4 separate regions of the Homo sapiens genome follow, and all the other regions are linked to region 1. Evidence: read pairs that join two places in POLR2A ChIA-PET (ENCODE). Cell type or tissue: OCI-LY7. All regions are shown on one strand. Region 1 overlaps RNASEH2B-AS1 (RNASEH2B antisense RNA 1). Region 2 overlaps DLEU2 (deleted in lymphocytic leukemia 2). Region 3 has its middle 120 kb from the start of DLEU1-AS1. Region 4 overlaps DLEU2 (deleted in lymphocytic leukemia 2).

Evidence for each region. Peaks named below come from ENCODE experiments on the same cell type or tissue, not always from the same donor. Only the 100,000 strongest peaks of a DNase experiment are listed, where the experiment ranks them.
Region 2: POLR2A ChIA-PET joins it to region 1 with 6 read pairs; 10 of 35 experiments call an interaction of 5 or more read pairs at or near these places.
Region 3: POLR2A ChIA-PET joins it to region 1 with 6 read pairs; 1 of 35 experiments calls an interaction of 5 or more read pairs at or near these places.
Region 4: POLR2A ChIA-PET joins it to region 1 with 5 read pairs; 3 of 35 experiments call an interaction of 5 or more read pairs at or near these places.

Annotation. Positions count from the first base shown.
Region 1 is chr13:50,896,624-50,900,623 of GRCh38, forward strand. All of the region lies in intron 1 of RNASEH2B-AS1 (RNASEH2B antisense RNA 1), which reads right to left. Among named protein-coding and RNA genes, the nearest start is that of RNASEH2B, 11 kb to the right of the region's middle. In OCI-LY7, no CTCF peak of the experiment used is centred here; a DNase peak (open chromatin) is centred at 1,908; H3K4me3 peaks cover 877 bases; H3K27ac peaks cover 2,276 bases.
Region 2 is chr13:50,113,344-50,117,343 of GRCh38, forward strand. All of the region lies in intron 1 of DLEU2 (deleted in lymphocytic leukemia 2), which reads right to left. All of the region lies in intron 2 of DLEU1 (deleted in lymphocytic leukemia 1), which reads left to right. Among named protein-coding and RNA genes, the nearest start is that of DLEU2, 10 kb to the right of the region's middle. In OCI-LY7, no CTCF peak of the experiment used is centred here; no DNase peak of the experiment used is centred here.
Region 3 is chr13:50,649,448-50,653,447 of GRCh38, forward strand. No RefSeq gene overlaps it. Among named protein-coding and RNA genes, the nearest start is that of DLEU1-AS1, 120 kb to the left of the region's middle. In OCI-LY7, no CTCF peak of the experiment used is centred here; a DNase peak (open chromatin) is centred at 1,574.
Region 4 is chr13:50,020,952-50,024,951 of GRCh38, forward strand. All of the region lies in intron 10 of DLEU2 (deleted in lymphocytic leukemia 2), which reads right to left. Among named protein-coding and RNA genes, the nearest start is that of KCNRG, 7.5 kb to the left of the region's middle. In OCI-LY7, no CTCF peak of the experiment used is centred here; no DNase peak of the experiment used is centred here.

The sequences.
Region 1 (4,000 bases):
AAAGATCTGAATAGACATTTCTCCAAAGAAGACATGCAAATGGCAAACAGGTGTATGAAAAGGTGCTCAACATCATGATCATTAGAGACATGCAAATCAAAACTACAATGAAATATCATTTCACCCCAGTTAAAGTGGCTTTTATCCAAAACACAGGCAATAACAAATGCTGGCGAGGATGTGCAGAAAAGAGAACACTTACACACTGTTGGTGGGAATGTAAATTAGTACAACCACTGTGGAGAACAGCTTGGAGGTTCCTAAAAAAAGCTGTAAATAAAGCTGCCATATGATCCAGCAATCTCACTGCTGAGTATAGACCCAAAAGAAAGGAAACCAGTATATCAAAGAGATATCTGCACTCCCATATTTATTGCAACACAATTCACAATAGCCAGGATTTGGAAGCAACCTAAGTGTCCATAGACAGATGAATAGATAAAGAAAACGTGGTACATGCACACAATGGAGCATTATTCAACCATAAAAAAGAATGAGATCCTGTCATTTGCAACAACATGGATGGAACCAGAGGTCATTATGTTAAGTGAAATAAGCCAGACACAGAAAGACCAACTTTGCATGTTCTCACTTATTTGTGGGAGCTAAAAATTAAAATCATTGAACTCATGGAGATAGAGAGTAGAAGGATGGCTACTAGAGGCTGTGAAGAGTAGTGGTGGAGGTGGCAGGGAGTGGTGATGGTTAATGGGTACAAAAAAAATGGTTGGAAAGAATGAATAAAACCTAGTATTTTGACAGCACAACAGCATGACTATAGTCAATAATGATTTTATTGTACATTTAAAAACAACTGAAAGAGGATGATTGGATTGTTTGTAGCACAAAGGATAAATGCTTGAGGTGATAGATACTCCATTTACTTTGATGTGATTATTACACATTGCATGCCTGTATCAAAATACCCCATAAATATATACACTTATGTACCCACGAAAATTAAAAATTTAAAAATAAATAAATAAAAAGCAATCCGTGACCACCAATTATTCAGCTATTTCACTTCATCACCTCCTGTATTCTCTGAAACATCTGCACTATAGCCAGAAACTTCCATTTAACAACATGCTATGGTATTCGGGAGTATTCCTCCCTCAGGTTTCAGCCTATGTTTACCCTATACCTGAAATGCCCTCTCAACCAACTCTTCCATGACAGTTCAAGTTCCATTCATCCTATGGGGCTCTTTATAAATGCCTTCTCATTCATGATGAGTCCAGCCCATACTGATTGTCCTTACCTTTTCTTGCTTTCACAACTGTGCTACCGATTGTTGTGTTATGGTTTTTTTTTAATATTTCATGTGTGGATTTTTTCAAATTTGATTGTAAGCTGTTAAAGAATAAGCAATGATGTTTTTCTTTCTTACATGCATTCTACAGAGCATCTTGCACATATGGAAGTTGAAAGCTCCTCTACAAGCTTACTGATTGATGGATAGAAATAACTAGAGTACAAGTGAAGTGGTGCCCTCTTTGCCTTCCTCCCCTCTCCAGGGCCTTCACTGCCACTGTCCTGTTAGAGTACCATTAACTTCCAATGTTAGAACAGGCTCTTGATGGCTGAGGACCAAGTTTTGTTTGTTTGTTTTTGTTCTCTTCCACTGCGTTCTTTCTGCCTTGCTGTAGATTCTGAGTAGATCAGTTAAGATCTTCACGCCTATAGAAATGGCAGACAGAATCTCAAATTTTAAAGGACAACTAGGATGTTGATAATCTCTTCTGGTTCCAAGTAGGGTAGAGCATAAGCTGTTTCAGCAAAGTTCTTGTTCTCAAAATCCCCAGGCAATCTTAGGTGTCTTGCAGAGATATGAAGTTATTTCTAATATCTAATCTAAATCTCTGTCTGCCACTCAAGTCTCTTCCCTTTATCACAACCCTAAGTGAAAACAGGAACTAGGGCTTTCTTTGCTGAAAACCGTGTCCACACCATATAGCTATTTTTAAAAAGATGTATTCCCAGCTTATCTTCTTTACAAGTTAAGGACATGGTGTTGTGTTTTATATCTGGTCTCTGTTTGAAAATAAATGGCCATCTAGAGTACAGGCTATAAGGAAGTAAGCTCTTCTTCAAACATACAGAAAGTAGAGACAAATTTTGTCACATTTGCTTTAAATATTTTATTTTAAAATTTGAACTATTATAGATGTAGGTGAATGATGCCTTTGTACCACTGCCTGTTTTCCCTTCCAAAGAGTGATGACTATTCAGGGACATTTTTTTTCCTGGCAAGTTTAAAAATAATATATATGTATATTCACAGAAATATATATAACGAACATATCTCATATACACATATATATCATATACATGTTTATGTCATGGGATATCTACATAAATTCCATATACAATATGCACCATTTTTAAGTGTTCATATTCTTTATGTAAATCATACCACAGTATATGTATCACTCTGGAACTTTCTTATACTTAAGACTTAGTATGTTCTTAAGATTTCACTTATGCATCTACAGTAATGTGTTACTTAACAACAGGGACACATTCTGAGAAATGCATCATTAGGCGATTTTACCATTGTGTGATTACCACAGAGTGTACTTACACACACCCAAATAGTGTAGCCTACTACATACCTAGGCTGTATGGTGTAGCCTATTGCATCTAGGCTACAAACCTGTATAGCACGTTACTATACTGAATACTGTAGGCAATTGAAACACAATGGTCTTTGTGTATCTAAACATATCAAACATAGAAAAGGTACAGTAAAAATACAATATTATATTCTTCAGGACTGCTGTCATATATGAAGTTTGTTGTTGATGAAATGTCATTACGCAGTACATGACTGTATTATAAAACTTGAACCCATCCTATGGTAAATCTAAGAACTTTCCGCAGCAGAAAAAAATATCTAAAACCAGAATCTAGTTAAAAATGAATTTTGAGTTTTGAAAGGGCAATTTAACAGTTTGGAAAAGTACCAATGCTTATACACTCATAAAATCATGCTGCTTTCAAACATTTTAAGAAACTCTCAAAATATTTTGAGACACAGTTGTAAAGTTTTCCCTGTTTTCTAAAAATAAATATATCTAAAGATTGGTCTGGAGATAATGAACAAAAATCTATTAGTAAATTTACTAATTAGGGTCATGTCTATGTGTTTATGAAAACATTAAACATTTGTTTATTTGAAGTAAAATCACTTTAGCCAACTACCATAAATATTGGCTGCCTGTCAGAAATGATGTACCCGAATTTCACGTTTTTCATTTCCTCATGGTAACCCAGCCCACACAATATTTTTATATAATGACAGCTGTCAGGAAAGCAGAATATCTTATATATACATTGTATTTTGATTAATGAGCTAATGATGGTTCTCTGTTTAAAGTAATTAGCCCCCAATGTGGTTTTTAGCCAAAGTGTGCTCAGAGTTGACAATGATGTGATTATGTTATCCAGTTAGGGTATAGCCAAAATGATCACATTGCCTATAGCAATGCTTTTTGAAGTGCCATTACTAGGTTATAAAATCAACTTAATATATTTTATTAGGGTTGAATAAAGAAAAGAAACCTAATAGATTAGAATATACCAAAGATATTAGCATACCTTGAGTACAACATGTGTAGGTTTATGAAACCTTTGTTTTAATAATGTGTGTATCTTTTGTGTGACTGCAAAGTCATCCTATAAAATGTATTTCTGACCGTGGATTACAGTAAAAACATTTTTAGAAACCCTAGGCTTCTTTCAGGTTTTTATTGCAACTGAAGTTGTTCTAGCTTTGGCCCTTGGCTGTGTAATGATTGAAGTCATTCCCTTATACACACTTATGCTTTCTTACCACCCCTTGGCCAGCCCTTTGGTGGAGCCCATTTCATCCCTGCCAATGGCATGTGAGGTCCTCACTTCTCCAGCTTTACCTCTTACTGCCCTTTCCCTCTTGTTCAGTCCATAGCCTTCTTTGCTGTCCTTGAACGTGCCGTGCAGGCTGCAGCTGCAGTGCCTT
Region 2 (4,000 bases), 780 kb before region 1:
CGCTATGTTGCCCAGGCTGGTCTTGAACTCCTGGCCTCAAGTGATCCTCCTGCCTTGGCCTCCCAAAATGCTGGGATTACAGGTGTGAGCCACTGTACCTGGCCTTAAATGCTAAGTTTTGACACACAAAAAAGAAAAATTTGTCCTTACCTTGTTCATTTTGATCAGCTATGTGAGGTTCAGGTAAGATTTTACGATCAGTAAAAAAGGTTTCTTGTGGAAGTAACTGGAAATAAGATTTACCTTGTAGGGTCATTATAAGTTTTGGAGATCATGTATGTAAAGTGCCTAGCATAGTGCCTGGCTCACAGGCACTCAGTAAATGGTGGCTATTATAATACATAATATTAATATGACTCCTTTTGTTATATTTCTATACATAAGGTGATCTGAAAAAAATATGAAGTGTAGTCCCCCATTTAAAAACATGATTCTAGGGCTGGATGCAGTGGCTCATCCCTATAATCCCAGTACTTTGAGAGGCCGAGGTGGGAGGATCACTTAAGCCCAGGAGGTCGAGGCTGCAAGGAAGTGTGATTGTGCCACTGCACTCCTGCCTGGGCAATAGAGTGAGACCTTGTCTCATAAATAAATAGATAGTTAAATAAATAAGTAAACAACACATTTCTAGACTTCTAGATAAAATGGGGAGTGAAAGCAGACCATAGAATCTCTCTGCACATATACTTTACAAGAAGTATACAACAGTATACTTTGTATACTGGAAAAACAACAATAAGAACTCCTTTAAAAGCATTACTAGAATCAGCTAGAAAAAGAAAATGTCCACAACCTAAGGCAACAGAGGCCAAAAGAATGCAATTATTTCAAAATAAATTTGGAACAGCAAGAAATGAAATAAGACATAGCTGGAAAAGTCAAATTCTCACCAAGAAGGAAGACTGGCAGTCCCAGAACATTCCCCTAATGAATTCATTCTTTTCTTCTTCAACATGATTATGTCCCATGTCTTCTCTCCTAAATCTCCCACATCTCTATGCTCCTCACTTCAAATCTTGTTTCATTGATAAATAGAAGTTGTTACAAGAGAAACTTATCTTCCCATATCAAATCTACCAATGTGCTTTTATCTGTACTCAAATATACTTTCTTCCTGTTACAAAGATCAACTATCCTTGCTATTATCTAAGGCAAGCCCCTCTACTGTGTCCTAGGTCCCATCTTCTCTTGCATATTCAAACATTTTGTTCCTGTGATTATCCCCTCCATATCCTGCATCCTCAGTTTCTCCCTCATCACCCTACAGTCCATATCCACATCTGCTTACAAAGGGAACAGAAGGCCCTTTATATCAAAGTTCTTCAAAGACTCTATAATTGCAATCTTCACTTCCTTACATTATCTCTTGAATCCATTCCAGTTTGGATTATTGTCTCCACAGCACCACTTAAAGTGCTCTTGTTGAGATTACCAACTACCTTATTGACAGATCATTTTCCTCTTCTCAAATGTCTGCGAGTCCCAGACATATTCCTCATACCCACCATCAACATTTCCCTCCAAGGTCATGTCTTCAATCTCTTGGTGTTAAATACTGTCTACCATCATAGGACTCCTAACATTTATATTCTATCCCTGATCCCTCTGTGGAGCTCTGGACTCACATACAACTGCTTGTCCAGCAACTCCGCTCAAATGTCTAAAGAGAACCTCAAAGTTAGCACATTTAAAATAAATCTCTTGATTTTCTTCTCCTCCACATTTTACTTCTCCCTAAGTCTTCCCTCATGTCAATATATGGCATAATTTCTAGTTACTATGGGCAAACATGTAGAAATCGTCCTTAATTCCTCTTTATCCCAGTTATTAAGCTGTTATCTTTCAGCAATAAACCTTTCCATAAACACTGCTTTGTGATGCTGGGACTGGGACTCTGCAAACTATATTTTTACTTTGCCAGCTGAATTCCTGCTATGTTTCATCAATATAGAGTAGTAGAGGAAAACTAGAAGTCAAGAAGAAGGGAAAATAACTTGCCCTCCCTCATAGGCCTTCTGTACCTGTCAGTGTTGCCCCAGCTGTGGGCCTTCACCCTGACAATGGTAGTTAGCTCAAAATTGCAACTATGTTTGGCTCTCCTAGACCAGTCCCAACAGACCCTCTCAGGAGTACCAGCAGCAGATGGGCAGCACTTCCTTGTCGGAGGTCAGAGTTCCAGCTCTGCCAAGTCCCTCCTCCTAGCTCCTGGGTTCTAAGAACTTGAGGTCTTTCTGTGTTTACCCAGTACCAGGGGCAGTAGCTGCTTCCCCAAGTTACTCTGTTATCTCAGTGCTCTCTTTTCGCTTTTTTCAGTCCTGCAACACCCATTTAACCAATCTCTTATACTCAGTGATTGCTCTTGAAATACTTAACAGCAGCCAGAGTGGTTCTTCTATGGCATAAACCATCTGCCTGCTCCTCATCACACTTAGAACAAACATCAAATTCTTTCCTAGGGTGTACAGCTCCTTTGGTGATCTGGCCTACCCATTTCTCTAGTCTCATCTCCCACCTGCTTCCCGTTACTCGTTTGGCTCCAATCACTCTCTCTTGAACACACTGCTTTTCCACCTCAGGGCCTTTGTATGTGCTCTTCTCATACCTGGACTGCCCAGGTCTTTGCCTAGCTCACTGCCTTACTTCACTCAGGCCTATTCTCAAATGTCCTCTTAGAGATGCCTGCCCTAACTACTCTATCTAAAATGCACAATCCTCTCTGTACCCACCCCCAACCCGCCCCAATTCCTTACCTCCATTTCTTTTTCTTATCACTACAAGTTTATTTCTTCCTCTTCCATCCTCAACTGAAATGTAAGCTTCATAAAGGCAGGGATGTGATCATATTTATCACTGGTGCCTGGCATATATAGTAGGTACTCAAATTCTAGTTAATAAATGAATTTAAGAAATTCTAGAAATTAATAAATTGTAATGAATGTAGTAGAAAAGTAGACCAAAGAAATTGCAAAGAAGATAATGTGGAAGTAAGACAAAGCTGACATAATATAAGCTGATCCATCTCCCTGCATATATAATGCAACAAATGAATCAGAAAAGGCACTTAAAGATGTAATAGAGGAGAATTTCCACAAAATAAACAAGTCTGCAGAATAAAATGTTCAATGTAAAATGGACGTATATTCAACATTGAGGCATATGCTCATAAAGAATGAAGAAAAAACTTTTCAAATCTCTTGGCAGAAAACTAAATCACTTACAAGAGGGAGGAAATCAAGCTGGCCTTAGACTTCCTCTAAGCAATATTCGAAGCCAGAAAACAAAGGAAAAATGTCTGCACAGTTTTAAGGCAAAGCCAGCATGACCCAAAACTATTATATCTAAATAAGTACCGTTCACGAATTAACGAAAAAGGCAAATATAGCATCTATGAGTCCATGTAGGGGAAAAAAAACTTCTTAGTAAAGAGCAGATGACTAAGTGATGAATCAAAATTAATAAGGAAGATATAGAGAAGCAAGGCATGTTGTAAGCTCTGGATTTTTAAGTACAGATCAAGATGAGATAACTAAAGAAATGAAAGTTACAAAACAAATAAACCTTAAAACTTGACTTTGTAAAAATAATAACATAACCAATAAATATATATTTTTCATAGCAGAGTCTGCTGGCATTTCTGAATTTGAAACATACGGATTAAAAAGTCTCTAAAGCCTTAATTTTTAAAATCTTGGGTATTTTAGGAACTAAGCTCTCTTGTGATGACGAAACATTTTCAAAAATTCAGCAGTTCCTTCCATTTCTCTTCCACCAAATTAGAATAATTTTAAATTTAATACTTTCCAATTTAAAAGTACTGTGATGTTCTCGGCTGGGCGCGGTGGGTCATGCCTGTAATCCCAGCACTTTGGGAGGCCGAGGTGGGCAGATCACGAGGTCAGGAGATTGAGACCATCCTGGCTAACACAGCGAAACCCCGTCTCTACTAAAAATACAAAAAAAAAAAAAATTAGCTGGGCTTGGTGACGGGCGCCTGTAGTCC
Region 3 (4,000 bases), 250 kb before region 1:
TAGGGTAAATTCCTGATGTTGGTATGGCATTTATAAGCTGTCATCGTGCTGATGGAAGTGTCTTTTAACATGCTAATTCATTGTAACTAGCATATAATGAGCAGTGAGGATGACCAGAGGTCACTTTCATCACCATCTTGTTTTTATTGGGTTTTGGCCCGTTTCTTTACTGCCTCCTGTTTCATCAGTAGGGTCTTTGTGACCTGTAAGTTGTACCAATTTCCTATCTTATCCTGTGACTAAGAATGCCTGACCTCCTGGGAATGCAGCCCAGTAGGTCTCAGCCTTATTTTACCCAGCCCTTATTCAAGATGGAATCGCTATGGCTCAAACACCTCAGTTTTTATCCGTTGTAGTGGCGATAAATATTGCAATCTGGACATATCTGTGAAGGTGAAGCCACCAGGATTTACTGCTGACTGAGAAAACAAAAAGCAAAAAGTTTATGAAAAAAGTGAACATAGAAAATGTTTATTTTTGAAATGAACAAAAAATACTCTCTGAAATATCCCAAGAAGCCACAAAGAGCATTAGCTTTTGACCATTGGCTCTGATGTTCCCTGTCTTCTTTATGATGAGAATTCTCACCACCATTTTTGGCCATGGCCACTGGTGTTGCAGACTCAGCCCTTCCTCTCCTCTGGGCTGCATTGGCATGATTTTGTCTTACCAGCAGGTAAAGCCTGAAACCACCTTTTTCAGTGGGCCTAGAAACTTCCACTTTGTCTCTGAAGATGAAAGCCATGTGCTGCTTCTCAACTGAGAGCCTCTCTGTGATGTTAGAGATGTTTTGCAGCAATGGCATTCTCTGGACATGCACAATACCACTAAGAAGACCAAGTTCTGCCCCTTGTCCTTTGGTGGCTCTCCTGAACTACTCTGCTAGCATCAGAGCCTCCAAAATTTTAGTAAGTGTTTCAGTGTTTTAAATTGTGTTATTCTGCAATGAGTATGTCTTTCCAAAAAGGATTTGACCTACACCTTCAAGCCTGTGATGGTGAAAGCATTGATGCATCTGCTTTTCCCATCTGCGGTCTTGGTACCTGGGCTTTATTTAGGGGTTATCCTTGAGAATCAAGAAATAGCCTTGAAGTCCTTCAAATAAATGAAAAACAGATTGGGGTTGGGGGTGTCCCTTGCATGTGACAGGCATTTTAGGGCATGTAGCTATAATTAATCTTGCTTTCAGACTCCTGAAAGTGAAGCTTAGTAAACAGCGTGAATCACAGAATACTCTCGTTGGTCAGCCCCCTTTCAAGGGTGTTAAATGTCTGGCTTGGCACTTTGTTTTATTTAACTAACTTTTCAGCCCGTTTTAACACGTGGAACCTCCTGAAACCTGAGCCAGAGAGCCTACAGATCTAGCTCCATTTCGTTCTGGTCTGTCACTTTAGTGTTAGCATTTTCCTCACTCTTGTTTCCAGTTTGAGTTATGAAACCATTTCAGTTCAGTTTTAATAACCTCCCTGGCATGGCAAGTGCTGCAAGAACTGCCAAACTTAATGCGTTGACTCCCTGTGAGGAGGGCAGCAGGGACAGGGAGGTAGACTTTCTATAAACGCATCCGTTTTCCATTACAGCCCTTTCTGACTTGATAGCAGGCTGCCAGGTGCAGCTGGTTTCCTCTTCTACATGCAATCACTTTTGACTTTGGTTTCTGAATTTCCCTGTCTCCTGACTCATGATCCCTTAACTAAATAAACTACCTCGTGATGGACCTTCCTGCCTGAGGAGTGCATCCCAGGGCTCAGAAGCCTTGAGAGGACTGAACTGCACCCTGAAGGACAAAATTCAAGCTGGTGACTTCCACATGTGTTTTGTGAAGCCTTCATGACCACCATAGGGAAACAGCTGCACTGGTGCAGAGATAAAGCTGTCTTTGTAGAATAAAAGCAGGATTCTATCCTAAAATTGATTTACATCTGAGCTGCAGGCACGCTACTGAAGAAAGCTCTCTGAATCTACCCCCGTGAGAACTTCCCCCAGCCACTCCTATGCCACAGAACAAAGGCCAGGGTAGGAGTTCAGATCTCTATTGTTCAGCCTCATCCTTTTCTCAGAATCTGTGTTTATATAAGACACTGACACACTCATCTCATTGAATAAAAGACACAAATATTTTATTTCTTATGAAATGTTCAATAGACCATAGATTTCATGGGCTGGATTACAACATAGAGACACCCTACTTTAAGCTGATAAAATACATGAAATACCAAATTCATAGTTAAGGCAATGTACAACACAATTACTTGCTTTATAAAAAAAGTGGCCGTAAGACACTTTAAATATGTATACTCTAGTAGAGAAATAAAATACTACAATTTCTTTATTCAAATAAGTTGAACTATTCCCATTATGAAAATAGTAGAAAAATAGATCAGGAACAGAGCCAAGGAGCTGCCCAAAGCGGTATATACATTCTCATTTGGGAATGTGGACACCTCTAATTTCCTTTGGAACCTCAGCTTAATCTTATTAAATTTCCACTAAAATTCTCTAGGGGAATTCAATGATGGGGTTAAAGGGTCAAGTTTTCTCCGGGTTTTGCTACTTCTTAGTGAACACTTTGTGGCCTCTGGAAGTGGAGGGAGCAAAACCTCAGAGAGTGCAGAGTCCCTGTGTGCAGAGAGGGCAGCAGCTGGGTGTCTCATCACCTTGCAGTTCTCAACCTTATGTGGTGGGGGGTGCCCCCGGGTGACTTAGTCCTGCGGGCCAAGACTGCAGGCTGCTGCATGAATAAAATAGACCATGAGTGAAGTCTGATTCTGCAGGTGCTAGCTGAAAGCCCACCACTTTCTCCCCTGCTCAGGAAAGTGAATTAGAATGCTAGTGAACAAAAGAGCTGTTATCATAGGGATGTCCTCTTATTGGAATCTACACTCAGAGTTTTTATATATGTTACCTAAAAACTTTGGTATACTCTAACTGTTTGTAGTGATAACTTACTCGTTCCAAACTCCCTCCACTTCCTGAGATCTGCTGGTGCAACCTGTTATTGTAAGAGTATGGGATGGGGACCATGGAGGCATTTCCCTGTCCCCTCTCATCCAGAGTGAGCTAGGCAGGGGTAGCCTTCCCTCTGGACGGTTTCAGGTCCCAGCAGGCTTCCAGGGAGGATGGGAGCTGCGGGAGGGAATATGCAGGGAAGATTGTTGCAGAATCTGGAAAACTGCTCTCAGCTTTCATATTTTTTGAGCTAGATCCTCTTGCCTCAGGCTGCCCTTGTGTAGGTAGACACCCACCACTCCCACCCTACCAGGTTTTGTTTTTGTCTGTTTTTTTTTAATTTATTCTGCTGCCAATGGTCTTCAAAGCATAAGAGTTTTCATATTTCTGAAACATCACAGAACCTTCTAATTAGCAATATTTGACCACAAGGAGTTGCAGCTTCTTCTATATATCTCCAAAATAGCTAGACTTTTGCAAGTTTTTAAAACCCAAATTTTAATTTGTGGGCATATTCTTTATTTGTACTAAGTTACAATAAGCACAAATTCTTTTGTAATATTGAGAATTATTTTTAAATTGACCAAAATTATTCACTAAAGAATTATTTTCCTTAAGAAGAAAAGAAAATATTGTAGCAACAAAAAAGGGGGTCTTGAAAGATTAAAAATCTGCTGATATTCCAGCTTTACTCCTCTCCCCTCCCCTGGCTTCTGGGGCCACCTACAGAATTCAGGCTCCTTGAATGGAAACTATTCTGGAACATGGAGTGTGGGGTGGGGGGCAGGGGGCTGCTTTGGTACAGCAAAGCTATGTGTCTATTTGAACAAAGGGAAAAGAAAAATGATTTCATTGTCCATGAAGTGTCTTCAAGAAAAATAAGTCATGGGGAGGTCTGGGACAAGGGCTTCCAAACCTGGTTTTGCAGAGTCCCCTTTGGGGACAAGAAGTGGAGATGGGGAAGAGAGGAGAAGGGGGGCAAGAAAAGGTTGACTGGGGCAACTTCAGCATCCCTCTCCCGACCAGAGAAACTCCACTTTCAGGAAAACAC
Region 4 (4,000 bases), 880 kb before region 1:
ATTTTTTTAGACGGAGTTTCGCTCTTGTTGCCCAAGCTGGAGTGCAAAGGTGCGATCTCGGCTCACTGCAACCCCCACCTCCTGGGTACAAGTGATTCTCCTACCTCAGCCTCCCGAGTAGCTGGGATTACAGGCAGGCGAAACCGCGCCCAGCTAATTTTTGTATTTTTAGTAGAGATGGGGTTTCATCATGTTGGCCAGGATGGTCTCAATCTCTTGACCTCGTGATCAGCCCGCCTCGGCCTCCCAAAGTGCTGAGATTACAGGCGTGAGCCACCGTGCCTGGCCCCAGCATGTTTTTATCAATCACAGTTTCATTTCTGACAAGGCACCAAATATTTTATTTATTTATTTAATACTCTTTATATAATACTCTGTCACCAGGCTGGAGTGCAGGAGTTGGAAGCTGTAGTGAATTCTGGTGTAATCATAACTCATGCAGCCTCAAACTCTTGGGCTCAAGTGATCCTCCCACCTCAGTCTCCCAAGTAGCTGGGACTACAGGCGCATACCACCATGCCAGGGTAATTGTTTTTTATTTTTTGTAGAGACGAGGTCTCACATGTTGTCCAGGCTGGTCTCGAACTCCTGGCCTTAAGTGATTCTCCCACTTTGGCCTCCCAGAGCACTGGGATTACAAGTGTGAGCCACCATGCCTAGCCAAGGCACCAAGATTTTAGCTTATGATTCTTGAACCTCAATAATTTACCTTATAAGTGATTAGAAGTTCTCCCTACAAATCTTTTCTGAAAAACAGCTCTAATGCTTAATTTTACTCTTGGATTTAATATACAAGTTGTAATTACAAAGAGTTCTTAGGGTATGGTAAAGTCAAGATTAATTTAGGCTGCTTTTTTTTTTTTTTGAGACAGGGTCTCACTCTGTTACCCAGGTTGGAGTGCAGTGGTGCGATTTCAGCTCACTGCAACCTCCATCTCCCAGGCTCAAGCGATCCTCCCATCTCAGCCTCCTGAGTAGCTGGGACTACAGGCATGTGCCATCACGCCCACCTAATTTTTTGTATTTTTGGTAGAGATGGTGTTTCACCATGTTGCCTAGGCTGGCCTCGAACTCCTGACCTCAGGTGATCCGCCCGCCTCAGTCTCCCAAAGTGCTGGGATTACAGGTGTGAGCCACTATGCCTGGCCTATTTAGGTGCTTTAAAAATGTATTTGAAATCAGGAGCCTGAAGTAGTATAAAATGGTCACAAGAAAGCAGCTTGAGAAATACATGGTTTAGGAAATCAAAATCTGTTTCTAATTTGTCCTTTATACCATTTACAAGTGACAAACTTCAGCTTTGCTTTATAAACTTTTGTACTGATTCTCTATCATAAGTAATAGAAATGTTCACATCAATAGAGAATTACACCACTAGAGACTATGCTGGGGTAATAAAAGATTTGCTAAGAGCACTCAATCTCTTATATTCTACTGCTATTTTTCCTCTGTGCTAGGGAAGTTGACTGTAATGGCAAGTTTAGCAACGTAGAAGCTACCGTGAGGAAATCTTCAAAAATAAATTTATGAAATTGTATTACCTTCCTGGAACCAAAGGACCCATGGGAGACAGCAATGTGGCATCAGACTTAGCATTTTTAAACAAATGCTCAGAAATAAAGATAGGACATTTTAAAATTACTAAAAATACTTAGCTTTCTGGAATATCAATGACCTAGTAAAAAACGTAAGTACTGGGCTGGCCTGGTGGTTATAATCCCAGCATTTTGAGAGGTCAAGGCGGAAGGATCCTTGAGCCCAGGAGTTCGAGATCAGCCTGAGCAACAGTGAGACCCCCATCTGTCTATGATTTAAAAACAACATCAACAACAAAAAACCCCAAAAATCACAATTACCGGCTTTGCTGTAGAACTATATACCTCAAGACTTACTAGGATTTCTGGCTGGGTGAGGTGGCTCACGTCTGTAATCCTAGCACTCTGGGAGGCTGCGGTAGGCGGATCACCTGAGGTCAGGAGACCAGCCTGGCCAACATGGTGAAACCCCGTCTCCACCAAAAATTACAAAAATTGGCTGGGCATGGTGGCACGTGCCTGTAGTCCCCAGTTACTTGGAAGGCTGAGGCAGGAGAACTGCTTGAGTCTGGAAGGCGGAGGTTGCAGCCTCCGCCGAGATCATGCCATTGCACTCCAGCCTAGGTGACAGAGTGGGACTCTGTCTCAAAAAAAAAAAAAAAAAAAAAAGGATTTCTTTTGGGCCTATTATAAATGAAAAGTACAAATTTTATCAAAACACTTCATCATCGAAAATACCTTAATATTTAACTAAACTATGAGATCCAATCACAAAAATATTTTCATGGATAAAAAGCTAAAATCTTACATGGGTGAAAATGGAAAATGATATTACGCATGGCACAGAATAAAAACAGAACTAAACATGTAGCAAAATAAATAGGACCTTGCTCCCAAAACTAAAATGTGTTTAAGACTTGCCTAACCACACAAGGCTTTTAGGTAGGTAGTCTTCTGTACCTTCAGATTTCACACCAACACCTCAAAATCCAGAAATCATTAAAGCAAATGGCTTTTTATTAAACAAATGGCTTTTTATCAGTAGGGTAAAACATACCAAATAAGTGTTTCATTTCATATTATTCTTCATCATCTCACAACACTTCTGGAAAGAATGTGAATTTCTTCAGGTTCATGAGTATGAGGCCAAATAGGAGAGATTTGTTTTACCCTTTTTTTTTTTTTAAGCAGGATTTCACCCTGTCACCCAGCTAGAGTGCAGTGGTGCTACCATGGCTCACTGTAACCTCAAAATCCAGAGCCCAAGCTATCCTCTAGCCTCAGCCTCCTGAGTACCTGGGACTGCAAGTGCATGCCACCATGCCTGGCTAATTTTTAATTTTTTTTGTAAAGATGAAGTCTTACTATGTTGCCCAGGCTGGTCTTAAACTTCTGGGCTCAAGCAATCCTTCCACCTCACCCTCCCAAAGTGTTGGGATTACAGGCGTGTGCCACTGCACATGGTCTACGCTTTCTGTAATAAGAGACCTCCAAGGAAATCTGGCTGCAATGTTTAAGGTTCCATGAGTTCTTTTAAGATGAGGACTGAGACTGCTATAGTGGTCTATGTCATACTCCCCCATAGTGCTGGGCATCTAACAAGCTCAAGTGAACTGAACTGAAACATTTGGAAACTATAGTCTCAGTGAATAGATGCTTGGAAAAACAAGATTTATAGTAGATTCAAAGATGGAAGAGGATAATTTAAATAATACAATCTGAAAGAGTTGACTCAAGTTACAGATTACAGAAACTACCCCAGAGTATTTTCAATTAGTTTACTTGGGGCCAGGCGCAGTGGCTCGCGCCTGTAATCCCAGCACTTTGGGAGGCCGAGGTGGGAGGATCACTTGAGGTCAAGAGTTCGAGACCAACCTGACCAACATGGTGAAACCCCGTCTCTACTAAAAATACAAAAATTAGCCAGGTTTGGTGGGAGGCACCTGCAATTTCAGCTACTGGGGAGGCTGAGGCAGGAGAATCGCTTGAATCTGGGAGGCAGAGGTTGTAGTAAGCTGAGATTGCACCATTGCCCTCCAGCCTGGGCAAAGAAGTGAGACTCCATTAAAGAAAAAAAAGAAGTTTATTTGGGTAATGCCATATGGAAAGGAGATGAAAATATAGATGTATATGGGGATATAAACTTGTTGCAGATTACACAAAATTATATGTTTAAGCAGAGAATAGTCCAGTTAAAATTGGGATATACTTAATTTGCTAAGAACAATGTAATGCTACCAGCATGCTTAAAATTAAAAAAACTAAGAGAATGTAAGTTCAAAATGAGTGTCACATGACTATAATTGATAGTAAATCTTCACTTACCTCCATAACTTAGGAGTCATGAAAAGAAAGAAGTTAGCAGACCAGGCATGTAAATCAGATGTAAGTAGGATGGAATACAGAAATATTCCTAGTTCTGGGTAACCCAATTTGAGGTCATTTTAAGTTTACTGAATTTGGAT